4 separate regions of the Mus musculus genome follow, and regions 1, 2 and 3 are each linked to region 4. The links are chromatin loops, found by intact Hi-C in ENCODE. Cell type or tissue: gastrocnemius. All regions are shown on one strand. Region 1 overlaps Gm28651 (a long non-coding RNA gene). Region 2 overlaps Gm28651 (a long non-coding RNA gene). Region 3 has its middle 33 kb from the start of Gm36674. Region 4 overlaps Ercc6 (excision repair cross-complementing rodent repair deficiency, complementation group 6).

Evidence for each region. A loop is a pair of places that touch in the nucleus more often than their neighbours do. Peaks named below come from ENCODE experiments on the same cell type or tissue, not always from the same donor. Only the 100,000 strongest peaks of a DNase experiment are listed, where the experiment ranks them.
Region 1: it touches region 4 in a loop (2.7-fold over the local background); 2 of 42 quality-filtered maps call a loop at or near these places.
Region 2: a loop joins it to region 4, with 4 times the contacts of the local background. A loop is called at or near these places in 2 of 42 quality-filtered maps.
Region 3: it touches region 4 in a loop (4-fold over the local background); 3 of 42 quality-filtered maps call a loop at or near these places.

The regions. Positions count from the first base shown.
Region 1 is chr14:32,697,842-32,705,841 of GRCm38, forward strand. All of the region lies in intron 1 of Gm28651 (a long non-coding RNA gene), which reads left to right. It also overlaps a transcript of 3425401B19Rik not described here. Among named protein-coding and RNA genes, the nearest start is that of Gm28651, 16 kb to the left of the region's middle. In gastrocnemius, CTCF peaks have their summits at 3,309 and 6,758; no DNase peak of the experiment used is centred here; H3K4me3 peaks cover 2,831 bases; H3K27ac peaks cover 7,779 bases.
Region 2 is chr14:32,712,271-32,720,270 of GRCm38, forward strand. Gm28651 (a long non-coding RNA gene) reads left to right here. Exons shown (of 5, transcript XR_874509.3): 2 at 6,764-6,865; 3 at 7,364-7,459. Among named protein-coding and RNA genes, the nearest start is that of Gm28651, 31 kb to the left of the region's middle. In gastrocnemius, a CTCF peak has its summit at 3,397; no DNase peak of the experiment used is centred here.
Region 3 is chr14:32,944,348-32,952,347 of GRCm38, forward strand. No RefSeq gene overlaps it. Among named protein-coding and RNA genes, the nearest start is that of Gm36674, 33 kb to the left of the region's middle. In gastrocnemius, no CTCF peak of the experiment used is centred here; a DNase peak (open chromatin) is centred at 6,855; H3K4me3 peaks cover 432 bases; H3K27ac peaks cover 3,303 bases.
Region 4 is chr14:32,530,198-32,538,197 of GRCm38, forward strand. All of the region lies in intron 5 of Ercc6 (excision repair cross-complementing rodent repair deficiency, complementation group 6), which reads left to right. Among named protein-coding and RNA genes, the nearest start is that of Ercc6, 21 kb to the left of the region's middle. In gastrocnemius, CTCF peaks have their summits at 883 (motif pointing right) and 4,129 (motif pointing right); DNase peaks (open chromatin) are centred at 889 and 1,416; H3K27ac peaks cover 4,027 bases.

The DNA of each region.
Region 1 (8,000 bases), 170 kb after region 4:
GCACGTGGAGAGCTAGGAAGGAGAGCAATGGAGTGTTCTCCAGGCAGAACACATTGACAAGCTCCACCGAAAGGCACCCTCCTCCAAGAAAAACTCCACCCGCTGGGGCTCTGGGTTTGTGATGACAGAAGAAGAAGGATTGCATAAGAAGACAAATCAGATATAGAACTGATGTCACCAGTGCCAAGGGCAGCAGCGAGAGCGATGTCCATGAGGAAACGGACTGCCAGGGACCACAGTTTTATTTGGAGCAAATTAAAGCCACAGAGGCCAGGGCACACCCTAGGGAAACATTTTAATGGCTGTTGCTGTAGAAATGTTGGGTCAGTCCAGGGTAGGTAGGAGACCTTTTGAATAGAGCAAGGAACTGGCCTCAGACAGACAGACAGACACAGAGTGGGGATTTTAGGGACTATCAGGTACCTCTTCCATACCCCTTCTAACCCCTGTGACTGTAACACTGACCAGCGCTCCCTGAGAGGCAGTTAGAGAAGAGAAAAGCCTGTGTCTGACTTCCAGCTTAGGCTCTTCCTAGCCTGTGGGTATGGTGAAGTCCTTTCTCCACCCTTGGTCTTGGCTCATGTGATGTCAGCCCTGCTCCTTTGCACAGACTAAGACAGTCTGTGTGAAGTGCGTATTTTCCCTACCAATATGTAGGTGATTCAGAGGAAAGCAGCTCGAGTTAAAGAGAGGTGTATGACCTGAAACAAGGGGGTTTGGTTTGTTTGTTTGTTTGTTTGTTTGTTTGACTATTTGTGTGTAGGTGGGTGGTTTTAGCAACAGGAAATGGAGTCTTTTTTGCCTTAAGTGAATCTGCCACCATCATTCAAGCTGCCTAAAACAGCAGCCTGTGATTTTTTTTGTGTTTTCTTTTGAGGTTGAGAGTGGCTCATCTCAAGCTTCCTACACAGCCAAAAAATGATGCTGAACTCTTGATCCTCCTGCCCCACAGACCAAGCGTTGTGATCGCATGTGCCACCACACCGAGCTCTCTACAATCTATTTTAAACCCCAACTCAGAGCTGGTCACCCTTTTCCCCAATGCATTTCCTGTCAGTTCTGACCCAAGCTTCATGGTTCTCCTTTTAAGGTTTGAAGAGTGACCCCATTCCTGGATACTGCCCATATGCATCCATAGTGCTGGGGTGGGTGGGAGTGTGTGTGTGTGTGTGTGTGTGTGTGTGTGTGTGTGTGTGTGTGACAGGTTTGTGGAATACAGACATTGCATTATCACACCAAAAAAAAAAAAAAAAAAAAGAAGGAAATTTTGGTTTTGTGGAGAAACTAATCCACTAAGAATCTTACCTTGAATTAGTTGTGGATTTTATTACAAATGTTATGAAGTATAAAGTGAACCCTTGAAGATATGTTCTGTTTTGGAAGTGTTTGGCATTGGGGCGTCTTATCTATTCAGGTCATAGGAGAACACTGTAGATTGGTCTAGACAGACCACCCCATACTCCTACTTCGATTGTCTGATGTGCATAAGGGCAGCTCCAAGCCTGGCATTTCCCCCCAGCAGCACAGCTGGGAGGGGCAGGCCCTTCTGTGTATGACCTTAGCTACCAAAGCAGGTAGACGGAGGCATTCTTCCTATGGGATAAAGAAAGCCTTGAAATGGTCTCTTCTCCATGGTGGTATATGGACAGGCAAACAAACTTACACACTTTAATGGGTGAATGTTACTACAGCTGGAGAAACTAAAAAGCATCCCTGAAGGGTCAATAGCCTGCCTGGCTTCTTACTCTGGGCTAAGGATCCGTTGCTGCCCGTCCTTTTTCCCCCTTCTCTCTTTGCTCATCCTTTCGTCTTTGGTAAAATGTACTTTTCTCATTATAGACAATTTTCAGGGAGGGGAAAGAAGGTGAGGAACCTCTCTCTGGGATGTAGAAGATGGAAGATTGTGCTTGTGTGGGGTAGGTGTATACAGGGGCAGCTGTAAACCTTCTGCTCGGTTTTCCTACAAGCATAAAACTACCCCTAAACTATGATCTTAGAAGAAGATTAATAAAAATCCTTTGCATGTGTGCACCTGGGTGCATATGTATGTGTGCGTGCACGTGGGCACATGTGTGTGTGTGTGTCTGTAGGCCAGAGGTCAGCACCTATCTTCCTCAGTCATTCTAATCTTTTTTGTTTTTACTGAACCTAGAACTCACCGACCAGCTAAGCTAGCTGGATCCATCCACCTCTGCCTCCCCAGAAACAGGGACTACAGATGCACCTCCATACGGCTTTTATGTGCATGCTGGGGAATTGATCTCATGTCTTTAAGCTTGACAGCAAGCACTTTATCAACTAAGCTATCTTTACAACCTGATAAAGTCTCTACCCATGGGTCCATGGGCCACTTGAATGTCAACTGTCTTGTCCGGGTGACCATGGACTCAATTGTCTGAAACTGTCGGCCAGAAAAAAAAAAGCCCTTTCTTCTTTAAGATACTTTTCTTGGTTATGTCATCACACAGAGGAACGCTAAGTAAAGCAGTAAGGGCCAGAGCCCCAATGGCAACATTATTTATCCCAGGGAAGCTCTAAGTGTCCTTCCCTGGTCTAGCCCAGGGTACCCACATTCAGGTGAGAAGAAACCACTGGGCTCTTTCCGGGATGAGTGTCCAGGCTGAGCAGGCCATGACTCCTTGTCTTTGGGATGAGAGCCTGAGATACAGGCTGGACTACAAGCCTCTTTTTAATCAGGTGCCAACAGTGCTTTCAGCAGCCTCCTGCAGGGTGCTGACAGGGGCAGTCTCAGGTCAATTTCAGGCACTTCAAAGGGCGCAGAGGTAAGATTGCTTCTGGGAAATGAGGCCTCTACCTCAGCCCTGATTTTCTTGGGTCACCTCCAGAAGTGGGAGATATTAACACGTCTGGAGCTCGAGTATTGCTGAGGCCTTTGGTGAAATCTCTGCAAAAACATTTTGTGTCTCTTTGTCTGTGAGATGGGGATGGACCCAGAACTCAAAGGACTGACAGATCTTCCAAAGAACACAGTCAAGGCCAGCTCACCTGGGACCCCACCTGCCATCTCCCAGGTGCCGGAGGAAACTGATTTGGTGAACCAGAGCCAGCACATTGGTCAACCTCCTTATGAAATTTCCCTATCCTACAAACAGAGCCGGCTGCTTTTAGCTTCCACTCCTAACAAGGTCACCATACGCGGTGACTTCAGTCAGGCGTCCTGGAGAGTCATAAAGCCTCTCTAATGCTGCAAACAAAATTGTGTTTGGAAAGACGACACTTGCAGGAGTAGCTAATTGAGGCTCCATGGCTGGGGCCCTGTGAGTGTACGAGGGCCTCTCCCCTACTCCCCTCTGCCCCCTCGCTGTGCTTCTGCTCCTGGCAGATAGCATCTTAGGTCAAGCATGTGCTAAATATAGCTGTCCTCCCAGCTGGGCTGTCACCGGGGCTGTCAGCAGCACTGTCCCCAGGTTTTGGTCTTAATGTTATGGTCGCTTTGGCTTAACAGCCCAGCCCAGCCATGGGGTGAGGATTTGTGTTTGGGAGTCATCTCTCTTCAGACCCCACAAATGCAGGTGAGAAAAGAGAGAGAGTCTGAGACGAGGGAGTGGAACATTGGCTTGGAGATGGGTCACAATGTTGTGGCTGCCTTGAAGAGCTGAGCAATTGGCTTTTGTGCCCCAACCAGTCTCAGGCAGCAGCCTGGCTGAGCAGAAGCTGCAAGACTTGTCAGAAGGCCTAAGGCTGCTGTCTATTCACATTCTTACTCCTACACACCAGCAAAGGACTATGGGAATCCACTGAACCTCTTTGGCCCCATGTGCAGGGAGGAATAGTGGTGTTTTCTGCTTCCCACCATGGTGAAGGAAGGGAAGCCAGGATGTGCTGCTGTTGGTGAAGAAGTCTGCCTCCTGCAGCCAGAATTCACACACACATTCAGCACAAGGACCTGCTTAAGGCTCTCCCCATCAGCTGCCTGTGCGATATCTAGCTGAATTAAGGCCATATGTTCTAGGGTCTCTAGGTGCTGGAAGCTAGAGAACTCTAAGAGAACGATGGCTCAAGGACACACAGCGAGTAAACATCAGGGACAGGACTTAAAGCTGCATTTGATTTGATGGCACCAAAGTGTCCCCTCTTCCTGTCTGCCTTCCATGCCCCTTCCTCCTCGAGTGACAGTCGAGTTATGCTTTCTGGTTATTGCTCTGAGAATTCTTAAGGAAGGCACCAGTTGAAGGTAGAGAAACATAGCTGAGTCTGGGCAGGACCCAGGAAAGAGGCTTGGTGGGGGCTCACTCTGATGGAGCAGGCTGTGCATTGCCCTATCCAAAAGCTTGATAGTGTTCTACATTAAAGATGCCCCTAAATGGACGCAGTGCGGAGCCTGTGTAGCTGAGTGCAGTGGTCTTTCTAGGGCCGTTCTGGTTCTTAGAGATGAAGCCTGGGCTGGTATCGAGTACTTCCCCTCCTGATTTCCACTTGTTCACTGGCTTGGTGCAGGGGTTGCTATAGGGTTAGCTAAATGGACCCATTTTGTTAGCATGTTTTCCTGCTGTTCAGTAGTGCATAGGGTGTAGGTATAGACTGCAGGGATCTGATCATTCATTTTGTTTCTAAAGAGTGTTTGTTTTCTAACTACCACAGGCAGCCAAGGCAACAGTCAGAGTCCTTGATTTCATGGATCTTATATGAGGGATCTGAAATCGATTTGAGAGGAGAGTCGAGGGCAGATTAGGATTAGGTCTCCTGGAGTCTTGAAGGCCTACGTGGTTATTTGGTTTCATAGGAAGCAGATGGTGGACTCAAACAAGGGTCTATACAACCTACTGTGCATTAACATAGACACACACACACATACCTCATGCACATACACATGCACACACACACACACACACACACACACACACACACACACACACACATGCACACATACACGGAAACTCTAGTCAGTGAGTAAAAAGCTTTAAAGCTATTGAGAAGCTAAGTGAGAAAGAGGAAGGGACTGAAGGGCACTGGGGGTATAACTGTCTTCAGTGAGAGTGTGCTTGCTGAAGGCTTGAAAGTGAGAGACAAGGAGGTGCAGGCACACATGAGCCTTATAGTGCTGGATACTCACTTAACCGCGCAATGTGGGAGGTCATTCAAGTGCTGGGTAATTCAGCAAGCCACTGTGTGAGGTGTGGGACCAGTCCACAGCTAACACATAGTGGTTGTGTCTATATGTCAGGTGTGGGTCTAAGTCTATGGGAGAATTTGAATGACCACAGCATCCCTAGGAGGGAGGTGTACTATTGCTAGCTACATAATTTGCTTAAGGTCATGTCCCCTTCAGAAGCTTAGTCTCAGCAGTATCTATTATCCTCTTCTTGGGTCACCAACTCTGGTCACCAGCAGGAACCTTGCTCATGCCTTTTGCTAAGATTTTAGTGTGTGTGTGAAGTTTCAAATCTCTATGAGTCTTCAGAAAGCTAAATCAACCACTCAAATAACTTGACCCTTGTATAGGATGAGATGGGATTTTTACTTTGTTTGGGGCTGAGTTGAAGCGCTTGACCTTGGAGATCCCAGAGGCATCTGTGAGCTCATTCAGATGGTTTGGCAGAAGAGAAAGGCTGTCACTCCAAGTGATCCCGTGGACATGTCCAGAGGTGCCCATGCAGTGGATGTTCCCACTGCTAAGGGGCGGGGGGCAGGGGCGACGTGAGGTCAGTTGATATTGGCTCTGACCACATTAGTCAGTGTTATAAACAAGCAGGAGAAGAAAGGTGAATTTCGTATCAGAGTAAGGGGATGGTGTAAGCGCAGTCTTAGTGGAGAAAGAGAGAGAGAACTGTGCCTTGGGTCTGAGGACAACCAGGTCTGTCAGGTGCTGTCACCATTGCCTTCCAGAATAATAATCGTGGGCTCCAGATGACCTCAGCATCAATGGCAGGGTGAAAGGGAACTCAGCACCTCCTGCTGTTACCCTGTTCTGCTCCGGCACAGCCATCCATTGCGTTAATTAAGTGCTTCAGTAGCGTATGAAGGCTGGGTTTTGTGCTTGAATATATTGCCACATTAATAACTTCAGAACATTTTAGGTAGTGTCAGAATAGTAAATTAGGACACAATGGGCCATATATTCAGTGCAGAGAGCTGAAGTGCCATTTTATTACACATGTCATGGAATTAAAGGCTTAATTTTCTTTTAAAAAATGGCGATGCATCATTTCCTGCAGCCAGGTAAAAACAGTCAGCAGAAATGATTTATCCTTCATTCCATTTAAAAATAGGAAACCAGATTCCAGGATCCTGCTCCTTGATATTTATCTCTGCCTGGAGGGCACTTGAGACATTTACCCACCATCTGACTTGAAGGACACAGCCAGGCGCTAGGCGTGGTCAGGAGAGGAGGGTGGCGGTGGCATCCGCAGAGAAGCCTGTCTGCTGGTTGGAGGACATGGCCTCCTCCTCCGGGCTCCAGGGCAGACAGGCTGTGCTGCGTGTCCAGGCCTGTCCTCAGATGAGCTGCCTCGTGGGGCCCTCCGATTTCACCTGACACGGGAGAGCAGCCAGACCTCCCGTAACGGGTACTGGAGGATGGAGATCTCAGATGGGAGGAAATGGGGCTTCTTTGGGTTCTACACTTGTGACAGCCACAAGATGTTGTATTTTAAGGACAGCTCTTTTCCCCATCTTCCCCATAATAAAAGTAACATACTCATTGAGAAGAACTTGGAAACAGAAAAAGACCAGGACGGTGATAAGTGTTGTCTACTGTTGATGATGTATGAGGATGTTGATGAGTCTCCTGTGGCTGCTATAACAGTCGCCAAAGCTAGGGGGCTGAAAGCAACAAGGGTTTACTCCCACACAGAGTTGGAGGCCAGAAGTCTGAAACTAAGCTGTCAGCAGGGCCATGCTCCTCATGAAGGCTCTGAGGCAGGAAGCATCCAGATTCATACCACTTGGATGCATATCTGCATGCAGCTTCTATCTGGAATTTCCCTCCTTTGTGTGTCTTTCATAAGGTCATTATCATTGGATTACTGTCTACTACACACACATCCCCGACAATTATGTTGCTCTTTTCAAGTGCCCTGATGCAAGAACACCTGGACATAGCCTTTCCCACATAAGTGCCCACCCAGGATCCAGGTGAAAAATTGGGGTTTATCTTTTAGCCATAGTTTGGCCCACGTCAACCAGAAAAGTGAGCCTTTTGATCAAGTTCAAAAGGATGTAGGTGATGAAGCCCAACCCAACTGGCGTCTAGGTATCTAATTTGTCCAAAAATCTTACATGCTAATATGCATCATTGGTTCATGACTGGCTTTGATGCACCATTGGAGGGCATTGGCTCCTTCGTGCCTTTTCTTTCAAGTCTGGTCACCTTGGAGGCTGGTCCTGAAGTCTTCACACTCTTCCTGCAGAATCAGTTCTAATGGGATGCTCTGATTCCTGCTGTCCCTGTCTATCATCCACCCTCGGGGATGTCATATACGCAGACCACCACCTCCCCTAGTCTTGTCCTGCCTGCTTCAGGCTTCTCTTTGCTAGAGAAGATTCCTGAGCTCCTAGGGAGGGCTACCTGCCTCCTTACCCACCATGCTCCATAGAATGCTACCCTCATAGTTCCTACAGTACATGGTCTCCCACTGTGACCAGAGCTTCTGAGAGGTACAGCGTGTCAGAGAGATGGTGGTGGCTCTGTGTATCCTGAGAGCTCCATGTCTTACAGGGACTGTGCTCTGCCCACTGCTCTGCCGGTCTGAAGAGCTCAGGATAGTGCTGCCTTTCCTGAAGGTGCATGTGGGAAGTTGAGGCTGGCTCCGGCAGCCACAGTTCTGACTGTAAGAGCTGAGGATTCCCCTGACAGTTCCCAGTTATTCCCAGCTCACTGCGGTTCGTGGCTGTGTGTGTTTGCATCACAGTCCAGGTTCCAATCCTGCAATGTTGGTGTCAGCGTCAGGAATACAGAGGCCAGGTGGGTGACAGTGAGACTTGACTCCAAGCTTTGTCTCCTTGGCATCCGCACTGCAAGACCCTTACTCAGTGCCTGA
Region 2 (8,000 bases), 180 kb after region 4:
CAAGCAGCCACACCACTTCCTGTATGACCTCTGGCAGCATGCGAGGGACCTGATCCTCTCTGTCACGCATTGTCTTGGTCTTATAGATAGTGTTCAGTGTCTTCCTTGGCAGATGCCCCGTGATTCTGAAATCATATATGACCTTGCTTGCAGCTGTATGGATGCACTTTTCTTGGTAAAAGAGTTGTGTTCACCTCTGTCCATCTTTGACTAAGTTACTTGCTTCCTTTCGAGTGTAGAAATTTCTTTAATTGCTTTTAAGGTTTTTTTTTTTTTTTTTTTTTTTACACATCTGGATGCTTTCTGTAGGCCCCTTTATTCTTTTAAGGCTCTGTATGGACAGATTTTATTTTGATAATTGCTTGTGCTTATCTTTTTTCTTCTACTTATGGATGGTGCTTTGGGGATCAAGTCAAACATCGTCTGTCTAGCTTTAGATGAGGGTGATTTAGTCCCGATCTAAGGATGTTTATGGCTTTGGTTCATTATGTAAGTCTCTAATCAGCTTTGGCTTATTTTTTCAAGATGTCAGGTAGGTTTCTCTTTCCTTGGATGTTGGTGGCTAAGAGCAATGGCTACTCTTCCAGATAACCTAGGTTCAAGTCCCAGCATCCACATGGAGACTCACGATTATTGGTAACTCCAGTTCCAGAGAATCAAACACCCTCTTCTGGCCTCCACAAGCACCAGACATGCACCACATACATGCACGCATAGACATATATGTGAGCAAAAAAGCCACACACAGAAAATAGATAAATAATAGTTTAATAATTTTATTATCAAATAATAATTGAATAAAGTAGGTCTGGTACATTACATGGTATTTTATTTACAAATATTTTATAACATTTTGTACATAGGTCCCTTAATCCTCTTACATTTTGTGGTCTGTTTTGGGGAGCTTGCCAGGAGCTATAGGGCCACTTCTAGGATCTGCGAAATGAGATAATCAGTTCTTATGGTGGTTTCTGGAGCCAGGCTACCCCTTCTAGTGGGCTTCAGAGGTTACAGAGAAGGGTCACGTATAAGGAATAGCCTTCTGGCCACAGTGAGTCCATGCTCCTCTGAGGATGAGGATGTAGAGACCCTGGGCTGGAGACTTGTCTCTGTTGTAGCCCCTGCCCAGATAATTTGTCATGGAAGCTTCTTAAATATGGAAGCCATGCCAATGGTCTCTGTGTCAATGGTTGTGATACGAGCTGTGTCCCAAGCTGTGGGCAAAAACATTTTCGACTGCTAGGAGAGTGGGAGAAGCTTTGTCATTGCTAGCATGGACTCTGGAAAGGTCTGCTCTACACCCTAGTGTGAGATTCTGTGACCACCCCCTTTCCATGCCCTCTTATGTGTGGCCAATTTGCTTTCCTTGCTCTGATACCCTTTCAGTCACTGTCTGGGACCTACTTCTGTTGATTCCACCTCTGGAATTGTACTGTCACCGTGAGCTTCTTACTGCTGATCCCACAGCATGGCTGCTGTGTGCTGATGTCAGCCATGCCAGACCAGAGTGCTCTAAGCTCTTTAGTCTTTGAGGTTGCTGGTCTTTCACTGGAAAGGCCCAGTGGGGGTTGCTATGGTTTGAGTATGGCTTCTGTGCTGGATACTTGGTCCTCAGGATGGTAGTGTTGAAAAGTGGTGAAGTACCTTAAGAGGTGGGTCTGGTGGGCGATCACTAGGCCATAGGATACCAGCCTCAGAAAGATCCGTTCTAGTTTCAAGAGCCAGCTCTCATTAGAGTTCATTGTTACTAGTGAGGTCACCTGCATTCTTTGCCTTGTTCTGGATACTGTTGCTTCTCTTCCTATTTTCTGCCATGCTACAACACCCAGAGGGGCTCTCACCACCGTTCAAACATGGAGACACTATCCTGGACTTTCAGTTTCTAAAATGTGAATAAACTCCTTTGCTTTACAAAATACTCAGCCTCAGGCATTGTGTTTCAGCAACAGCAAATGGACTAATTCTGGGACTAATTCAGCTCCTGCCATATGTCTGGAAGGATCCCACACTGAACACTGGGTAAATTCCCATAGAAGTCCAGGTCACTTTCCAGCAAGGCCAGGCTGACAAGTTTCAGGGGGGGTCCACAGTTTCATATCAGTTTGCTGCTGCTTTTCTCCCTCAGAGAAAAATAAGGAGCCAGAGGAACCCACCTAGAACTCCTCACTGCTCTGCCATCGAGCCCAGACATGTTCAACACAAGCTGACCTGAGCTGGAGACAAAGTTTAATCATTTTTCATCGCCACTAATGAAAGAAGCACTGCCTTTGGCTGGGTGGTTCAAACTGCCCAAGAAATGAATTTCAAGTCCCAGGTGAAAACTCTAGACCTGGAAGGTCTTGGATCAACTAATGGCACACCTTGTGCACATTTTAAGCCTCCCAATAATGTCCATGCATGTGGCCTAATGGTACCGTAGAGATTTCAGAGTTGGTACATATATTAGTCACTGTAATTAAAATCCTGGAGTTATATTATATGTTATTTGTATGGCAGTTTGTGATGTGTTTAATGCTCCCAGCTTCAGAATTATTAAAGCTACTGTCCCTGGGCTGGCCAAGGGATAAGCAAAGTAAGAGTGTGATCTTATTCCCCCTCGATGGGGCAAGCCGAGAGGAGGAGGCGCCTGGGATTCTCTTATAAAGAGACCAAATGCCAAATAAAGGAATTCCAGCTGTGCACCAGCAAAGTTGAAATGGTTTGTTGGGATCATTAATATTGCAATGAAAACTAATTAAAGCTGGAGCTGGAAGGAGTTCATTAGTGGTTTGGAGCGAAGGGTTCTCCTGCAAAGTCTGCGAGAGCTCGGTGTAACTTGGAACATTGTCAGCCGGGCCTGGGGATCACAAGGCTCCCCACATTTGCACCAGTGACAGACACTGGTAGACAGGAGCCTGGAGGTTCTTTGAGGGCTGAGGCTCTCTTACTGTTTCTTCCCAGAGAGTCCTAGACTTCTGTCGGGAGTGGGCACTCCTTGCAGGCTGCTGAGAATACACTTTGTGGCTGGGGAAGGCTGGGGGCCAGCAGGCTCCTTTCCAAGCAATGAGACTCATTCCATAGCACTTGCAGTGGAGGTGACCCATCGCTTTGCCTGTGTCCTTTTCACTGACATACTGCCATGCACTTAGTCTCGTTCGGTGACTCAGTGGTCCTGAGAACACACAAAGTTGGGATGGAGTAGTGGTAGTTGGTATAGGGGAGGAGTTGGAGAGGGAATAAGGAGTAGATGTGATCAAAACATATTATATGCATATATACAATCAATTTAAAATGTACTTCAAGGATCCTTCAGTTCTATGGAAAAGCGTACAAATGTTGTATTATGTCTCACTGACTTCAGATACTGACTTGGATTCAGAAGACAAGGAATGAAGGTTCTTGAAACCACGCCTCCACCCTGTGGCCAGATGAGGGCAAGGGGCAGGTGTGGACAGAGGGAAACATCAGCTAAGATCTTAATTGGGGGAGACTCAGCCAACACCCCTGAGAGCTGTGGTAGAGGGGACTGCAGAATGTCTTGGGTTGGGTGGGAGTGGCCAGTTGTTCATCCTTGGGCTTTCATCAGTCAGTGGATGGAGATGCCTTCAAAAGGGCTGCTTACTAATAGCATCCTAAATACTTGGTTATCAGCTTCTCCCTCAAAGGGGACTCTCAGTGGCACACTGTATTATCCCTTGATATTTTGGTCATCACAGTCTTGACTGTAACAAAGTGCTTGGATTTTTTTTTTTTTGTTCATTTGTTTTTGAGAGAAGTCATTGCTTTAGTTCTGGTCAGGGTTGAAAAAGCCAAGCAGGTCAGAGCCCTACTACCCACTTTGCTGCACCACTGACAGAACTCTAGCTGCTCTTGTATGCATGATAAATGACTATGGGAAATGAGCATTGCTTTCATGGTTGTAGAGTTGATCTGACAGTGACTAAATATGTCCAAGCACCTGGAATGGCCCCCAAACCACAGCCAAAGGATTTGGAAGTACTTGTTCTGGCCTCAGATGTGATGTGAAAGGTTGTAGAGAGGATTGACCTGCTGAGACCTCCCAGGGCTTCCAGAGAGGCTCTCACATCTCTGAGCCTATGTATATGACCTATGTAAGGCCTCTACCTATAGTCTTTCTTCTTATAGCTCCCATAGGCTCAGAGGGCAAACAACTCCAGGGCTGTGACAAAGAGGGCCACCCTAGAACAAATACCCAGAAAATGGAGGTGGAGATCATGAGGACCACTAGATATTGGCCTTGGGGGATGAGCTGGTACAAGGCTGTGCCTGATACCCTAGGGTTCTTTAAGTTCCTATGTGTTGGCCTAGCAGAGGCATTACCAGGTATGGCTTTGGTCTGTGTTCTACTGTCTAGGGCAAACCCAGCCCAGAGGTCCTTGGGTAAGTAACGCTGCAGTATCACGGCCAGGCTGGTGGGAAGCATTGTCATGGTGTTGGCAGTTGACTCTTTAGTATTGGTTTATAATCTATTTGTTAATGGTGATAGATGTTTGCTAATGGTTTTGGCATATTCTCACTTGACCCAGGGACATTCACTGAGGCTTGGAATGGGAAATAAGCAACACAGTTAGAGGTGGAAGGGTACCTCTGCCCTCACTCTCACCTTCATCTCTTTCTGTATGATGTGAGGAAGTACATCTGGGTGACAGCCATGCAGTCTGACCACAAGCCACATCCAGTCCATCCACGCCCACAGAAATCAGCAAAGTTGGTTTCTTTCAAGTCCCTCCTGAATCACCAACTCACGCAGTTGCAGTGGTAAGAGATTGTCACTAGTCTCAAGAGGAAAAACTAGACTTTCCATCAGGTTGACCATGCGCGGCCCTGAGTATGAAGACATCACAGATAAATAATGGCCTGCTGTTCACCCCAGGCTTTGGCTCTGGGTCTTCAGACACCTAAAGCTAGGCTCTCAGAACAGGTGCCCCGAGGCCTTTGATCACTCCCTGCGATGGAGGAAAGATAACTAGACAGAGTTCTTCTTGTTTTTGTTTTTCTTGTTCTTTTCTTCTTCCTCTTTCTTACCCTCTCCTGCTCTCCCTCCCCCCTTCCTTTTTCTTCTTTGACAGTTTCTCATTATGTAGTCTTGGCTAGCCTAGAACTCACTATGTAGATCAAGCTGGTATTGAATTCATAGAGACTCACCCTGTCCCCTAGTGCTGGGGTTAACGGCATGTGCTCCAATGGTTTGCTATGTGTATATCTCTCCTGGGAGATAGCAGAGGAAAAGAAAGGGCAGCTGTCACCTTCAACTTGTAGGTAACCCCTCTGTTCAGTGGTATGCTGTATGTGTGCCATGACCTATGGAAGGCTGGATACATTGCTTAAGTTTCTCTGCTCTAAGAAGCCTGTCTGAATGGTGGAAGAAAAGAGCTCCAGGCAGCTAAAAATGGAGGCAGGAATCCTCTCATCCTGAGGCAATCATCTCAGACATTCAAGTCAAATCCCATGTCCTAGGAGAAACAGCTTAATTTCTACCAGAATAGCACTCTAGGATTCTGATTCCTGAAGCCAAGGCTCGGGGACTCCCTCAGTGGAGCCCTTGCTCAGTTTGAGTATGGAGCACTCCTTGGGTGTTAAAAGCTTGGTCTCTAGCTTGGCACTGTCGAGGTGAGGACTCAAAAGATGTAGAACCCAGTGGGAGAATTTCTAGTCCTTGGAAGTATGAATACCACATTCTTATTGGAGGCTTGGAAACAGTGAATCTGCCCTTTCATGGAGATTTTATAATTTGATCCATCTTAGGTATTTGTTATAGTAATGGAAAGCTGAATGTGATAGTGTCTTAATTTACTTTCTAAAGACTATGATCAAAAACTTGGGGAGAAAAAGGCTGGCTTTTATGTTCCGGTCACAGCTCATGAAGGGGAACCAGGTAAGGAACTCAAGGTAGGAACCTGGAGGCAAGAACTGAAGCATTTGCATCTCGTGGCTTGTTCAGCCTGCTTTGGTGTAGAACCACCCACCCACAGTGGACTGTGCCCTCCCACATCAACCATCAATCAAGACAATGTTCCACCTACTTACGACCGTTTCTCAATTGAGGTTCCCTCTTCCCAGATAATCATGCCTTGTGTCAAGGTGACAAATACCTAAATAACACAGATGGTTAACACTCACTCGCTATTTGAAAAGACGTAGAATCACCCAGGAGACAAGCCTGTGGGCATGCCTGGAAGGATGTTTTCGGAGAAGTCTAGCTGAGGTGGGAGACACATCATGACTGTGGGTAGCTCCGGCTCCTAGGCTGGGATCCTGACCTGAATAAAAGGGAGAAAGAATGAAACAGAAGCTTCCATCTCCCTCTGTAGTTAACCTTGCTCATCATCCCATAAAAGCTTATAAAATGATAATTATTTAATTGCATATTTGATCTACACAGTATATTTTATGTATTGTATAATTATCACTATCGTAATGAACGGTGGCTAATTCTTCTGTAACAGAAGTCAGTAGCAGAAGGACTACATAAATATCTTTTCTATTTTACTTCAAGATTCTGTTGAGAGGCTGGGAGTGGAGCTCAGTAGGAGAGCACTGGCATTGTATGTATCAGCAGACATAGAGACACAGACACAGACACACACAGTGACACAGGCAGAGACGGATGAGGACACACACACAGAGACACACAGAGACACATAGACACACAGACACAGACAGACTCACACAGATAGACACACAACAGACATACAGACACAGATACACACACAGAAACACAAACATACATTGGACATCTCACCAACCTCTTCTCTTTGTTTAGGGAGGTTGACCTGGTGATGAAACATCACTGCTTTGGGGAGAAGCTCCTCATCCTGCCTCAGAGACTCTCGCTTAAGGAGAGGCCCAGCCCACTCTCTGGAGGGTAAGGATTCCGGTAAGAACGCTTCAAAGCATTGTCCTTTGATCTTCAGGAAAGCCGGCTGTCACAACTACAGTGTTAGAGTCTGTGTCATAGCAGTTGTCTCCCCAAACCTTTCCTCTTAATCTGTCCCATGTCCACTGCCCAATTACTACTGTCATACACGATACTTTTCGGAAAGTGAAGGATTTCTCTGCAGTATATCTTGTCATTGTATTGGATCTCAATTTTCTATACACTGAAAACAAAATAACAAAAACCCAAACCTTTGTCCAAAGGACTGAGTCAATGTGGACTTTATCAAGCTGGTCAAAGGTGGAGGGTTTTATTTGGAGCATGGCAACACTGGGCTGTCTATGGCCAGGTTCCCATCTTCTGGGGCTGTGCTCACATTTTTAAAGCTTAGATGTGAAGAAATGGAATTATTAAGTAGAGAGACATGTTTTGAGGCTCCCAAATTTGTGCACTCATTAGAAGTGTTTGTTTGCTGGTTTGTTTTAGAAAGAGTCTCACTATGTGTCCCTGGCAGACCTAGAAAGCTCTGTGGCCCTGAACACAAGGAGATCCACCTGAGTGCCAAGTGCTGAGTGCTGAGTGGTAAGTGCCGAGTGCTGAGTACGTGCGCCACTACACCCGACCAGAGCCTGTGTTACTGAATTGTCATACTCAACCTTAAAACCAAGAAGAAAGGAAACTCCATTCCATTGCCACCGCAGTGCAGATGGAACAGCCAAAATTTGCAATCTACTCACCGTGCACTGGGCCTTCAGGTCCGGTCTGTGCTTCTACTAGTGTCTAGATTTTTGGTTGGTTCTTATCTGACTTGGGACAGTTCTTTAAATAATATGACAATTTACTTTTGTGTGTGCTAGCTGAAAATAATCTCTTTCCAGCATGTCCTAGCTGGACTTTCATTTTCTTTCTTTTTTCTTTGAGTGTTAGAGATAGAACCCAAGGCTGTCTGGGTAAAAACACCTGCTGTACCAGCGATCCATATCCTAGGACCCATGTTCTCACCTCTACTTGAAGTGAGGTATCTTTGATACTAGATGTACACAATCTTTATAGGTAACATGACTTAGTATGTTAGCATTTTCCCGTGTGCTGTTTCTGTTGTTGATTTTGCGAGCATGGCCAC
Region 3 (8,000 bases), 410 kb after region 4:
ATGGCTTTGTGGATTTAGGGCCCTTTCCATCACAATGACAAAAACCCAAACTTTGGGTTTATCTTACAGAGACGGAAAGGTGTGTTTTGTCTTAGGTTCTGGAGTTCCCAGTGCAAAGTTAAGCTCTCCGTGGCTTTGGGTTCTCATGAGGACAGCACATCATGGCTGGGCTTGTAGCAGAGAAACCTGTTTACATAAGAATCAGGAGTTAGAGGACATTAAGTGTCATTTGCCCCCTGGGGACTAATTACTCCAGAGTACCACTATCTAACAGTGTTGATGCTGCATCCTAAGTAGCAATACTTGGGCATCAACCTGTGCGGGCTTTTGAAGGAGTCATCCCTCTGCAGAGCTGACCCCATCCCAAGCTGATCCCAAGGTGTTGGGAGGATGCCCAGTGGCCACCATCCTCTGGACACCCTCACTATGTCCTCTTGATGAGACTGGGCTCTACCACACCCATAGCTCTGCAGTGAGTTGGGATGGATCCCTAGGAATGTGACCTCGGAATAGAAGGTTTTAACTGAGTCCTTATTTAACATCTGGTACAAGCGTTGTACAGAAGTCCTGCTGGTTGACACATAAGACATTTTACTTAAAGGAATGAGATCACAAGCCTGTGGTCTTCAGGATCAGAACTCAGGTCACCTCTGTGTCTTCCCATGCCTCTTCAAGTCCCCTCCTATGGAGGCCTATCCTCCATCCCAAGGATGTAGCAGTGCTCAGTCTTAACAAGAGGACAGAGTGAGGGTATCCAGTGGATGGAGGGCACTGGGCAGCCTCCCATCTACTTGAGTTGGGGGTCAGCTCTGCAATGGATTGGGATCAGCATGTACTGTAAGCCCACTCTAGGGAGCTTTCAGTGGTCAAGGTCCAACTCCAGGAGTCCTTCCCAAGCTGTTCCCATGTTCGTCCATCTTTAGTTAGCCATAAGGCAGTAGAGCTGGCAGTCAAGATATTATCCTGTTGGCCAGCTCCTAATCAGAAAATTTGCAGTGTGTTACCTATGGTCCTTGGGGTTTCACAGCAGCTGTGAGGAGATGATAGCCTTGCCATTGCTTTGTGAGTGTGAGAAACGGGGTCAGAACCCTCATACTTGACTTTCTCAAAAGCCACCAGTAAACTCAGATTTAGCCAACATCAATACTTTATACTTTCAGTTATGGACTTGTATCAAAGTGTCCAAGAAATCTAAAGAAAAGATTCAGAACACATACTTTGGAAGAGTGTCTCTCTGAGGGAGACTTCACGAAGGGGCAAGTAGCATCCCAGAGGCAGGGGGTAGGGACTCACATACCCAGTGGGAAAAATGGCTTCCAGAGAGCAGAAGTGCCAGACCCTGGTAGCCCCTCTAGGGGAGTGGAGTATGAAGTGATATCCAAGACTAGAGGCAGCCCAGAAATGATCTGGACCACAGGGTTTTAACTGAGATCCCAATGGTGAGTAAGAAAAGATTGCTGCTGAATACTTTATGGTTTGCCTTAGTGTGGCTCATGATGCTGCCTTGTTCTTTGATGGAGAAAGAGGCCTTTCAAAGGGTGAAATAAATCTTCGTGGGAAGGATGCTAGAGCCACAGGACCATGGCAGGAGGTAAAGGGGTGCATCACCTCCATAAGTAGATCCTTTAAAGTCTCCACATTCCGGATTTCTTCTCATAATCTTTCCCAGTAATGAGAGCTTGGTAGGTGGTTAGTTTTAACTCTTACTGTTTTTATTTTAGAAGATTAGGACCTAATTCAGTCTATTACTGTCCACGTGCTATTTCAAATATCCACATAAAGATGGGGGTGGCTCCTCATACATAAACTCCCTGTCCATTGTCAGGACGTGGCTGGGTAGACAGATGTCAGGGAGCTTACTCCTGTGCAAACTGGGGACTCCTGACCTAGCGGGCGTGGGTGTGGATACAAGCACCATATATTTGCCCAGTAAGCTTCTTGCCCATGTCTCCTCCCACCTCTGTGGACTCTGAGCAGCAGATCTGTCACTTGGTGTTGTGAGCATCCTCTGGTGGCCCTTCTTGGGAGCTTGCAGCTTTCCCTGGGTGCTCAGGTGGCCTCCTTCCCATCTCTTCTAAGCTTAATCCCATTTGCCTTCCTTTGCCTTCCCAGAATTCTCTTCTTAATCAAACTCCAGTCCAAAATGCCTTTTTATTTTTTATTTTATTCTGTCTTCTCCCTTTCCTTCCTTCCCTGCTCTTGATTTGCAGCTGTCACATTCTAGGGACTGACCAACCGTGGTGTGCAAACAGTTCTGTCTGGCGTGGTCACCAGACTTGGGATTAGAACCCCAGTCGAGCCTAATGGCTGTGCCATCTCTCCATGCACACTTTTGTTTGCTGCAATCCTGGCACTTCTTGCTCAGTTGCATGAGCATTACTTTTAGTGTGATGAGATTTGGTCCTCAACTGGGTCTGTCTCTGTATTGGGAGGGCATTCAAGCTCTCAGATTCCCTGTGGAGAAGCAAGCCCACCTCCAGGATGATACAAAACATGGATGTGTATGGATGCTTCAGTGAGAGACGGGTGTACAGGAGACTTGTAAGAGAGTTGCAACCTAGGGACAAGCTGTCCACAAGCCCAGACAGGAGTGAACATGCTACTGGGCAGCCAACCTCCCCTGTCAGCTTCTCCTCCTTGGAGATGGGAGATCAAACTCCCTGTTCCAATTCCATATCTTGAGAACACACGAAGTGCTGTGCCTGGCCCAGAGGTCAGACCCTACTGACCTCTTCTCATCTTGATCTTTCCTTTGCTTTTGTAACCCATTGTCCTCTTCAGAACACTCTCCCTTGGGACAGGGCTATGAAATGCAGCTTTCTTCTCTGCTGGAAGTTCAAGCCCCCTGAGGACAGGTCCCTGTCTGCTTTTGTCACCACATGCCCCTGCTGACATACACAGTACGTATGTATGTATGTATGTATGTATGTATGTATGTATGTATGTATGTATGTATGTGAGTATGGCCTCTCAGTACTTAGAAACTCAATAACCATTGAAAAGCACTTGGGAGGCAGAGGCAGGTGGATTTCTGAGTTCGAGGCCAGCCTGGTTTACAGAGTGAGTTCCAGGACAGCCAGGGCTACACATAGAAACCCTGTCTCGAAAAACATAAACAAAAACAAAAACAATCAAAAAACATTGAAAAGGAATATGAACGTGCTTTGGAATGAAAACTTGAGGAAAGAGATGGCGGCATGGGGGAGGGGGTCATCTTTTTTTCTGTAGATTCCGTTTCTCTCTAAAGCCATCATCTAAGCCTTCTGCCCAAACCACACTGCCCAGGGCTTCCAAACTCAGCAGAAAGACACTGCTATATTTAGCCTGACTCACTGCCATTTTCCATGAGAGAGTAGCCTGGAATAACACATTTGTCTGGGGGTGGCAACAGGCTGTGTGGGTTTGCAAGTCCCTTCTGCCAACCTCAGGCCTGTGTCTGGGATTGGAATCCTGGGTGCATATACTCTGACAGGCTGCAGAAACTCCTCCTATATGAGACAAGAAGAAGGTGGTAGATTCTTTGATGTGGGGCACAGGACCTATGGACAGTGGGGACAGTCAGGACCAACCCCATAGACTCAGAAATCCCCAACAGCTTCTGGAACCATCTGTTAGGAAACTACAGTTAGATTCTGAGGCCTGGGGGAAAATGTCCACACTTCTTAAGAAGATAGCTCATCTTGGAATCAACTTACAAGCCAACGTGTGCCCCTTGGGTCTGTTTCATATGTTGGCCATGGTGGTAGGGTACTGCTGCCCAGTGAGAGAATTCCTGTCCCGTGTGTGCAAGGCCCTGGGTTCTGGCCTCAGTTATTACTGGTGAAATTGTTTACAATTTAGAAATACGTAGTATGTTTTCTTAGGTGAAATAGGTACTCTGGAAGAAGGCAGGAGTAGCTTATGTTCACAGGTTGCTTTTGTTTCCATGGGTCTGTGGTGGTGTGGTACCTATCTCCCCAAATTCAACACATGTGTTTAATGTGCCATGGATCAAACCCAAGGACATGCCAAGTATGTGCTTTACCATGAAGTTCTAACCCAAGTCCTATAGCACGTTTTTAAAAATGTGGTCTTTCCAAGGAAGTACCAGACTCCCCATCCCTCCTTGGCTCTTCAGTAAATGGGTTCCCTGCTCATGCCAGCCTGGTTCAGCTCTCTTCTGTTTCTCTGTTGTCTCAAGTTGCCTTCAAGGCCTCGCTGAATCCTCACTGCCTCCTAGTGTGATGTTGAGCCAGGCTGTGCGATCGTCTCAATAACCGTTATTTGTGTAGCTCTCAGACTGGCTTCCTGAAACATGGATCTCAGCCTGCAGCATGGACAGACCACAGAAAGACAAATGTCCAATGGGACTCTATACTCTTCCTTTGCTTTCCAGCCTGCCGCTCTGGGTCCCCTGCAGTACTAACCATACTAGGGTGCACACTTCTTTATTTTCCTTATCCTCAAACTTTTGTTCACCATGGGGAATATATATGTGTATATATGATACAAATTTTTCTATTTTAATAATTTTCATGGGTACAATTCCATGGCACCAGGGGTATTCATACTGATGTAGAAACATCATCAGCACCATTGCTAGCAAGGTTTTATTTTCCCAAAGTAAAACAGTAATCCCCCTGCTTTCCGGCCCCACAGATTGGGAAAATCACTATTGTTCTTTCTGTCTTTATAAACGTGACTACTTGAATGACTCATTTAAGTGGGCTTACATAGTTTATTATATAGTAGGTTGTTGTCTTTTGTGTCTAGCTTATTTCAGCTGGTAAACCGTATTCAGGGCTATCAGTGTTATAGCATAGGTCTGAATGTCCTTTAGAAGGCTAATCCATTGTATGTGTCCACTCGTTCGTCCATAGACATTTGCATCCTGAACAGCGCTGCCTTGAACATGGTATATTACCTGTTTGAGTCTCTGCTTTGAAAGTGTCCATGCTTCCTATGTGACCAACTTTGCAGTCTCCCTCGGCACAGGGTCTCTTACAGCGTGACTGTCTAAATAAATATAACTTGGGGGACGCGCCACCCCCATTTGCTGCAGTTTGAATGTGTCCTCAATGGAACAATGTTGAAAGATGGGGCCTGATGAAAGGTGATTAAGTCAAGAGCGATCTACCTATGAATGAACTGATGTGTCATGTAAGAATTAGATAGTATGTATTCAGCTGCCTGGTGACTGTGTTTTCTTGCCTTTCTGCCTTCTACTGTGGGGCAATGAGCCACAAAAGTTGCCCTTAGATATCAACTCCTTGACTTTGGGCTTCTAAACCTCCAGAATCATACAAAATTACTAACTCCCCACTCTTGTTAAGTTCCCCAGTTTCAGGTTATAGCCACACATAACGGACTTGGACGCCATCATTCCCTCCCAGGAGCAGCAGGTCCCCTAGTGTTGAATAGCAAGCCTTTGGAGGTTAAGTGCCTCAGAGATGCTGAAAAGTTGTGGTATAGTAAGTTGGTAATAACCAAGGATAGTTTTCTTTTTACTCTCTTAGATAGTACATTGGTATTTTAGATTGTAGCTTAAAGCATCTATTTATTTAACTCAATAATTGGAGCTGTGGAGAGTTAAGATGCTTGGATGAGACCTTTAAAAAGCTATGTCAGCTAGTATTCCTGTAAAAACAACCACATTTGTACCGGTGGCTTGAGATCTGGATTTGTTTGGATCCTCAGTATTACAATGACACCGATGAGCGTGGCAGGGATCTTGTGCCTCAGGAGGTTGACCACCAGACCCTGATGTGCCAGCCTCTGGCTGTCCTTGGAGCCAGCACGCTTGCCCATCCAATCTCCCTCCCAGGGACCATCACTTTAAATCCTCCATCTCTGTGCAGCGGTCACTATGGCTTCTGTGCTTTCCTGGAACAAACACTGAAAACACAAGGGCTGGTGAAGGCTTGGGATGAAGGAGAAGAAGACAGAGAGAGCCGTTTGAGCTTCGTAAAGGAGAGTGGAGGAGCCAGCCCTAGTGTTTTCTAGCACATCCAGCCACTGTGCTGTGTCTAGTTCCCTGCCCGTTTCTTGTCTTTTTCCACTCATGGACTGGGGAGCAGGGGATGTTCTTCATGGGCTATTATACTCTTCCCACAACTGGCATAACCCAAAGACACAGACTCCCACAGCCTGCTCATTGCTACGTGTCCAGTGGTCTGCTCTGGTCTCTCCCTGCTCCCACAAGTCACATGGGTGACCGATGCAGACTCTCATGCTTCATCTACAGTGTTCTGACTATGGTGGCATCCTTGGGGGGATGCCTGAGAGGATGAATCGGAGATGCACAGCATGCACTTATGCCGCCATTGGCAAGGGCTGTGCGGTGTCAGGGGCTTCTCCTCTCTCTCCTCCCGCTTCACATATCTGAACTCTACCTTGTGCCTCTGGTAGGGACTGCTGGGTGGGAGTCTCCCTGGCAGGCCTCTACTCAAGCGACACTAATTGTGCCAGAGAGAACGGCTCACTAGAGTGGAAAATAGTCCTCATATATCTAGCTGAAGACGATAATGACCTTTTAAATAACAGAAGCAATTTTATTTCAATACCTCAATTACTCTGAACTCTCAAATGTCAAAGTGCTCGGCACTTTCAAAATAGCTTAATATAGACATTTACAGCACTTAGACACAGCTAGTTTCTTATCTAACCTAATTATGTGCTGTACAGGAAATGGCGCAGCTGACCAGCTGTGTTATTTTTCACAGCGGTCCTCCAGTTCAGCTCTTAGCTCGGCTTGGCCTCGCTCCGCTGGGACGTCTCCCCCAGGGAAGGCAGCTGTTGCCTGAGAGAGAGGCTGGCGGAGCCCTCGGAGGGAGGGCTGACTCCAGATATCTCAGGGAGGAGGCTAGGAGTGGGCCTCCCAGTCTGCTGATGCCAGCTGCACTGTGCCCTGCCCCGAGGGACCCATGGTGGTGTCTAAGGACCCTGAGACAGAAGGTAAAGCTGAGTATGCTGGTACCAGCTGGGGTGAGGCTGTGGGGGCGCTCTGCCACATCACTTACTAGCATTGAGAGTTTCCCAGTCAACACATGCGGCTAGCATCACCTGGCTTGGCTGCCAGTGTCTTCTTTTTCCTCTCTGGCCAGCTCTCTTCCAACCCCATATCCCACCAGGACCACAGAGGGCTCTTCTGTTGCTTGCAGTAGCATGTATCTAACCCACGATGTATAGCTGGTCATTCCCCGACCAGGTATGCTCTCCTTCTAACACATGCATGGCTGCTCCCAGGCTTCCCTCAGGATGCAGCCTCACTCTGACCTATGGTAGTCTAGTCTACGTGATGGGTGCCTGAGTTGTGGCCCTCTTTACAGCAGTCAGCCAGCATCTCCCTCTTGCACTGGGCTTGGCTTGACACAAGGATTGTAGAGAAGAAGACGTACCCTGTGTGGGTGTAGGGACTGCTCAGGGAGAGGAGAACACACACATAAAGTGTCTCCTCCATTGCGCTGTGTAGGCAGCACATGTAAAGGGCAGAGGTGAAAGATCACACTGGTGACCTGGTCAGGTTCGGCACGGGAGGAACAGGCTAGGCTGTATCTCAGAGCCTGGTGAAGGCTCCTGGATCAAGTGGTTCCCTGAAAGCTTATGAGGGTGGAGTTCAGTGATTTCTGGGCTGGGCTTCACAGCTCGCTCTTGACTCTGATGTGCAGTCTGATGTCAGAGAGACTTGCCGAACCCAGTACTTTCCCCTTGAATGTGGCATTCATATGAGCTTCTTTTACTATAAGGAGTGGAGACTCAGTGACATCACAGCACCTGGATCAGTTTACCCTTTGGCATCCAGAGCTTTGAAGGACCTGTCCCAATGTTTCTGGTGTCCCCTGATACCCATCTCCTGGGACACTAACCAGGCACCATGCTTCTCCTTAGCCACGAGCCTCCTGTTCCCTGATCTCCTTGAGTCTATCTGTGAGCCCCCAAGAGTGGAGCACCTCTGTCTTGTGGTATCAATATATGAAGACACTTAGAAGAAACAGATGCTTCATCCAACAGTAGTTCTGAAT
Region 4 (8,000 bases):
AGGCATGGAGGGAGTTCATTTCTAAAGACTTTTGTTGTTTTCTGTTGGCAGAAGGAAGTTAGCTTTATCGTTTAACTTTAATTCCTATCTAGAAACTAGCTATGATTGAAGTTGCCTGTACATCTGTAGTAAGGAGCAGGCACTGGAGCAGAACTTAGCAAAGACTGGTCCCTGACCCTTGGGATGACTGTACAAGCCTAGCCTGGAAATCCCACCCAGAAACTTGTCCAAGAGTGCTGGGGTGCTGTCTGGGTTGGAAACTGCTAAGATTTGTATGGCTATTACTGTTTCTCTTCTGAGACCATAGCTTTTGACTGATTGGGTTCTCCAAAAGCTTTCCTGTGTGCCTTGACAATTGTGCTTACGTAAGAGAGGGTCTGGGGTCGAGTTGAGACTCAGCCTTTGATGCCATTGGAAACAATTGTTAATGTTGGGCTTTGAGGTGCAGTGCTTTCTCTATTCCACCCTAAACCAGATAATCCTCATCCAGTCCTCATCTCCTGTCAGTTAGATACAAGTGAGGTCAGAAACCACAGTTTCAAGTGCCTGGTTTCATCTGGAGCACTGCGCTGCATGCTGGTGCTTCAGCCAGAAGTTGGTTCCAGTTGATCCTTGTGTTTGGCGTACAGGCTTCCCATCTATAATTGTAGATACATAGCTATATCAAGATGGGAAAGCCTTACATATTTTTCATTATTCCTGACTTTGAGTTTATACATACTTGTTTTTGCCTTGTTATGGTTATAGTGGCCCTCACAAATACATTATAATCAACTTGCCCATGGTCTCTCTGTTAAGAGCTAGAGCTAAGGCTTGAAGCTGGGAAATGTTAGAAATTCCACTGTGGTTTGGTGGAAAGTACAGTGTCCATGTGTGACCACAAGGTGGTGCCAAGAAGCAGCACGTAGCTGCCTCTCTCATGGCTAAAACCAACCGAAACCTGGAATCTGGGAGGTGGAAATGGTTTAGGGAGATGGCTTCTTAAACTTTGATCACTATCAGCAAAGGAAACAGCTCTTACCTCAAAAGACAGTAGGGGTGGTTTATTTTGGAGTGAAATATGAGAGACTATGGCTCAAAAACAGATTTAACTCACTTTAATACATTCTTGTAATTTTAAATTTTTATCTTTTTGTGCCTGATTTTTACTTTTATTTTATGTAACTAAACTAGAGTTGAAATTGCTGATAAAGGCTCCTTTCATTGTGTAACGGTTACAGTGGGTCTTCAGTTGTCTGAGGCAACTAGAAGCTGATGCTCCCCTCTGTCCTCCCTTCCTCTGGAGCACTGGCTGGGCTTCTGCAGTCTGGCTGAGTTGGAGCTTAGTATGGAGGTTTGGCTTGTGCACATGGAGGAGGAACAGGTTGTCCCTTGTGCTGCCAAGGGCCAGACCCTGAAAGGGTTCAGGCGAGCTAGGATGAACATTGAAGAGTCTCATTAGGAAGGTCAGAGTCCTCTAGGACTGTATGAGGAAGGATGGCATCTGGTGTGCTGACAGTGTGAGTAACTGCACTCCTCATTGTCCATCCCTCTCTTGGCTGAGGTACTGATGAGCAGTGGGAAGGGGACGCTGTGAGCAGTCCAGCGGCAGCTGTGTCTGCTGCAGGGACTCACAGCACTATCTCCAACATGGGTTCTCTCCCCACTGGGGGTAGGGAGTGTCAGTTCCACCCTGCCTGGGGTCCAGCCATTGTGTCGTGGAGCCTCTTTCTCCTCCTTTGCCAGCATCCAGTTTAGGCTGGATCGTTTCTGCTCCTCTGATGGATCCTTGCTTGGACAGAGTGGATAGTCAGCAATTTTAGACTGTACATACTTAAGCAAAAGCTAAATTGATTTATTTACACTCTTTTAGAAGCCCTAATAATTTGATTTCTGAAAATATAAGATTAATGTTTAATCTAGATATGGTCTAGAAACCTAAATATGACAGTTTGAAGATTGTTCTTAACATGTTTCCAGGAGCTTAATTCTTTATCAAGGAAATAAGCTTTCTTTTGTACTTTCTTCTTAGGAATCTAGATTTTAAAGAGAAAAGAAATCCCCCCTCCCAACCCAAACATGTTTTCTTAGAGAGTATGCAGGCTTTGAAATAATAAAACCAAGACACAAATGAAGACTAATCCCGCTCCCTGCTCTGTGCACACCTTTTATTCTCGGCTCAGGGCATAATTGTCTGCATCAGTCTTAATTTACTCTGTGAGATCTGGACTCCTAACTGAGGGTGTTTCATCTGCTCAGATGTGCCAATTAAGTCCACCCAGATAGACCATAAAAAGGGAGAGAAGAAAAGTAAAACACTGAGTATCTCAATTTAGCAAATGAGACGAATCTGCAAGGGATTCTTAGCTGTCTGCAGCAGAAAACCTATTGCAGGGCACAAATGCAAACTGTGTTAGACACACAGCTTGCTGCCTGGGTACACTTGTAAAATCAGACAGTCACCACTGTGCTGCTGCGGGAGAGTCTCTGTCAGGGAAATCACAGTTTCACTGTTCACAGTGATTTGACTGTATGGTGTGTGCTTCCCCCATTTCCAGCCTTATGTTGTGCTGGGCCCAGTGATCTTTGCAGTGTAAAGACAGTGGAGAGACCATGGCAGTGAGGACAGTGGAGTTTGGGAGGGGCATACTCATGTTTTGACTCAGTTCCCGTTAATAGGCGTACTTTGTCCTGGTAGTGGGTTGGTGTGGGCAGTTGTGTCCATCGATTTGTCTGGTGTTAAGTGTGTCTCTCGGGATGGTTCAGCTCAGATCATCTGTAGTCAGAACTGCCAAGCAGCTGTTCTGTGACTTGGGAGAGCCTGTAGGTGTCAGGTGACAGTGGGTTGTGACTTTGCCTATGCAAGATGGGGGTGGAGTCACCCTGCAACCTGAAGCAATCTGTAGCATTGCTGATTTTTTTCAAAATAAACTTTATTATAAAATCTTGTAAAACGTTCACACATAGGAATTAACTAGGCCCAAAGTCTGTATGTTTGTACAGAAGGCCTCTGTGTACTGCTGATGTTAGGACGGAAGTTGAAGGTGTGAGATTTGGCCTGCCCTCATTATAAAGGTCATCACTGATCCTTTGGCTGGAAGTTTGGAAAACACCCACTGAGAGACAGTGTAATGTAACCAAGAAGGGGGATCCTGGGGAGCCTGCCGGGCTGGGCTAGTGTCTGGTATACATCTCCATTGCCCGCAGCTTGTCTCTCTCTGGGGAAATGTCAAACATCTATCCTGTTAAAGGAGTTAATAAATGAACTGCCTAGGTTAGTGCCTGGAATACACTGACACCAGTGACCTCAGTCACTGTAGAAGTACTTTTTAAATATATAAGATATACATGTGATCTCAAAGTTTGTCCAGGGGCCTAGGAGATGGTTTGCCCCATGGGTTAGCTCTTGTCATACAAACCTGATGACCTTAGTTTAGTTCCTGGAAGTGAAAAGCTTTGTGTGGTGTTGCACATCTGTGGTCTAGCACAGGGAAATGGGAGGTAGAGACAGGAGAAGCTCCTGGAAGCTCACAGGCTGGATAGCCTGGGGTACGCTACCTGCACAGTAGCATAAACCATGAGCAAGTCTTTGCCACAGCTGAAGAAGAGAACCAACTCCTGAAAGCTGTCTATACCACGCGTCCAGGGCCACAAACTGACCCTGTCACTGCCAACAGAAAACATGTCCAAGGCCAGCCAGCTCTCACGGCTCAGTTGGAAGTCATAGGCCAAGAAGTTAGAGCATCAGACTGGCAACTGGTGGCTGTGAGATCATGTTTCATCTGTAAAACAGGAGTGGGAATTGTACCCTGCCAAGGGAGACAAGACTACAACACATAAGACCACAGGCAGGATCCTGTAACTGTGGGCAGTTCTCATGCCACAGGCAAAGGTTCCTATGAACTAGGAAGAACCTTAAAAAGAAGTCTTGTGAAGAGCCATGAAGATATTACAGAAGCTGTACAAATGAGATGATTGATCTCACGTAAAAGGCAGCTTAACAGTTGAGGTTAGTATGTATAAATAAGTATACCTGTTACAAGACTTAGTTTTATTATTGTTGTGCTTTTTGTATCGTTCACGCTTTTTTGATAATTAGATTACCAATGTGAACATCTCTGTTGGTGGTTGTTTCTCCTTTGTAAACACTAGGGGGCGCCAGACCCCTGCCCAGGTAGGTCAAGGTTATACTGTTGAGTCCCTACAGTGCTGCTCTAAAAGACCCTTTCTTGAGGCTCTTCTGTGGTCTTCCATGGCTTGCTTTTTAGACCCTTTGGTATCTTTGATAGAGGATGTCATACCTGGAGTGAGATCTTCTGTGCTCGAGGGGGGTCAGGTGGCATAGAGTTTAGATCTGACTAGCCCAGGTGTGCATTGCGTAGTTTTTGTTGTTTGTTTACTTGCTCTTTATTATTTTTTTTTTTTTTTTGTGACAGTCTCCTGAAGATCAGACTGGCCTCAAACTATGTATTTGATATACCATGAGCTCCTGATCCTTCCTGTTCTACCTCCTCAGTGCTGGGACAATGGCCTGCACTGTGACCCTGGCTGCAATAGATGCTTTGAATGTTTGTTTATTATTCTTGTTTAAACTATAGTTAGCTAATATTTCTTGACTTCCTTTTTTTTTAAATTAAAAATGCGCTGGAGAGATGGCTTAGCAGAAGAGCAGTTGCTGACCTTCCAGAGGACCTGGATTCAGTTCCCAGCATCTGTAGGGGCTTGTACAGTTGTCTAGAACTCTAGTTCAAGGAAGTCCAACACCCTCTTCTGGCCTCTGTGGGCATAAGGCATGGAAGTGTTACAGGCAGTAGGCAAAACACCCATACACACAATAAAATAAAAGTAAATTAAAGTTTAAAAATTAAAAAAGGTTTGTTTTAAGCATATGAGTATTCTTTGGCTGAATAAATATATGTGTACCACCTATGTTCCTGGTGTCCATGAATGTCAGAAAGGGGTACCATCCCCTGAAACTGGAGTTACTGATGACTGTGAACTACCATGTGGGTTATGGGAACTGAACCCAGATCACCCTGCAAGAGCAACAAGTCCTTTTAACTGCTGAGCCATCTCTCCAGCCTCAATTTTACAGCTTTTATTTTTGGTAAAGGTTACATAGTAGAATTATCAGATGCTACATAATATGTATGTGGTTTCTTTATATGTTGTACACACAGTATCTCATTTGGCCTTTGTAGCAGAGCACTGTGGGGCTCTTTGCATGTTTGAGGACATAAATATGGCAGTGAGGAATGATGTTTTCTGGAGTTAGGCCCTCCTTCCTAGTGAAAGTCTCTGAAACAGCACTCTTGTCTGTGTCTGGTTCCCTCTTCTCAGTGCTCGTCTCGCAGTGGGTTCTACTCTAGTGGCCACCACTGGCATCATCGGACTGGGTTACAGAAAGTAGGACCTCCCAAGAGAACATGGTACTCAGTGTTCAGTTTGCTTGCAGCTGCAAATACAAGGACAACACAAAGGAGAACACAAGGGTGAGCTCATCCCAGGCCTCGTTCCCGCCCTACGGATACAGACACAGACTGGAGGTAGCAACTCCATTGCTAGCCCAAGAAGGGCTCTTTTCTGCATTGTGGAGTATTTTCCCATCCTTTTCAATTGATCCTGGGCAAGCTTGGAACCAAAACTAGGGTCCCTGATTCTTCCTACTGGGTAGGATACAGAAACCAGTTTGTCTGTAACCAAGTGGATGCTTTGGGGAATCTGAAAATTGAGCTCAGTTTTGAAAAATAAGAAAATTTTGTTTTACGAAATTGTTTTTAATTGTTCAAAGTGATGAGTTTCCCTTTTTTCTCTTTTTAATTTGTTGTTATTCTAAGATTCTAAGAATTTCTCTGACATTGTAATTAGCTCCCCTCTTGCATGGATCATTCTCGTCCCAGACTATAATAATGCTTATTAGTAGGCAAAGTAAGGTCTGGGGCTTTAGGGTTAGGTGGGTGGGAGTAAGAAAGCAAGCAGCAGACAGTCTCTAAATGAGGTAGAACAGGAAGTGTCTAGAAATCATCATCTCTGGATGATCCACTTATGTCGTTTTCAAACTACACTTCTCTGCACCTGTCTTTCTCGTCCCAAGCTCAATTCTGAGCATTGTTCATTGCTCAGCATTTATTTAGTGTCTGTGTGAGCTCTAGGGCATCTTGCCAGTCTCTGGCCTCTGGCTCTCACTAGAATTGGGAGACAGATAAGGATCTCAGGATATGCTGACAGGCACTGATCATGAGACCTCCTGTGTGCCTAGGACGTCCTAGGATTAGGATGGTACTTGGTAGACCAGATGCCTAAGTCTACTTGACCAGGAACAGCTTCCTCTAAGGCAAAGGAACATAGTGTCTGAAGGGTCTGACAAGTGTGAAGATGTACATGTTTGGAGGACATAGGCTGATAGCTGGATATTCAGTTGAAGTGGACCAAGGCCACGGCATTATGCACCCAGCTGTGTCTTTCCATTTATGTAATCTAACTCTCCTTGGAATGCTAGAAATTCTAAAACAAACTAATAGTAAGTAGTGGCATTTAGCTTGCAGGTATGTTCTTAGGGTTTCATTGACAAAGCACCCTAGTAGCTATGTGGGCCTTCGTGTAGTTCAGCTGGTTAATCGGGATCTGGGATACTTCTGACAGACATTATTGCAGCATTAGCCCCAGATCCCAGAGCCTGGGCCAGGGTCTCATTCCTGCAGGCGTGGAGGGAAGCCAAGGAGTGTTCTCCGTGCCTGCATCTGATGAGAATTTAAGTTTATGTTTCTCCCTGGCTTCCCCTCTCAGCGGCTGCCAGTGGAATCGGCAGCAGGCTGAATGTGGCGGTTGTATGAGGAGTTAGGAGCTCTGCCAGGGAACACCAGGCACGTTAGCTTTATGTGGCTGCAGCTGTGACTATTACATGTGTGGATGTTTTAAAATGAGAGGATGGAGAACATGAAAAAGTTATTCTTTTCTGAAAAACGTAAATGTTGGACCATTTACTGCCACCAGCCAATTTTTTAGTAATTCTGCATGTGCCTTTTGTTACTGTCATATGAAAGTCAGCTGTAATTCAGACAGCATATACATTTATGGTCAAATTTCTATTTCTGTCTTTGGTGCTGGAGATTGAATCTAGAAGCTTATACATTCTAAGAATGTGCCCTGCCATAGAGCTACATTCCTAATCCATAGCAAACATTTTTTTTTTTTAATTTAGATATTCAGGAGGTGTTTTCTGAAGGTCACATCATTGGTAATGATTCACTGTTTATCAAGTGTCATAGCTCTTGCTGACATATTCATTCCTTCTGGTAGTTCTGTGAAACCTTTGAGGGCCAGTGCATTACTGAACATAGCTTGTGTAGAAATGCACATTGCCTCTGCTTCCCCTCTGTAAACTGGTAGTTCCCTTTACAGATTGGGCATGGCCATGTCAACAAGCATGCACAACCACACACAATTCTTAGTTCAGCACTTAGGTTCTCGCTCTTGTGTGGACTGCTTTGCATGTGGCACCTCAGTCAGCCCTTCATATAGCCCAGTGAAGCAGGCGTCACTGAGTTTTCCAAGGCTCTTTGGGGATACTTAGTTGTAAGATTAAGTTTCTTGCTGAGGGTTAAGGGTGCCCATCATGGTTAGCTCTGGAATGTTCTCCAGAGGTTCATGTATTTAGCAGCTATAGCAATGTTCAGTGGAGTTTTGGGGAAGTGGCTCTGGCCTCACACATATATTAGTCCATCGCTGGTCATACTTTGATGGGTTATTGAGAGGTGGGACCTCGTGGGAGGGCATAAGCTATGTCTATCCCTTCCTATCTTTTTCTGTTTCCTGTCCACCTTCACCGTGAGATGAGCAGTTTGGCCCCTCCTCATGCTCCACGCCACTGTGCCTTTTCCAGAAAACTGGAGCCGGGTGGCCATGATGTAAACTCTGAAGCTATGAGTCAAAATAAGTCTCTCTTTTTAAAGTTGACTTTCTGAGGTATTTTTGACAGTGACAGAAAGGTGACTCACATGTAGCAGGTTTACTTCTAGCCA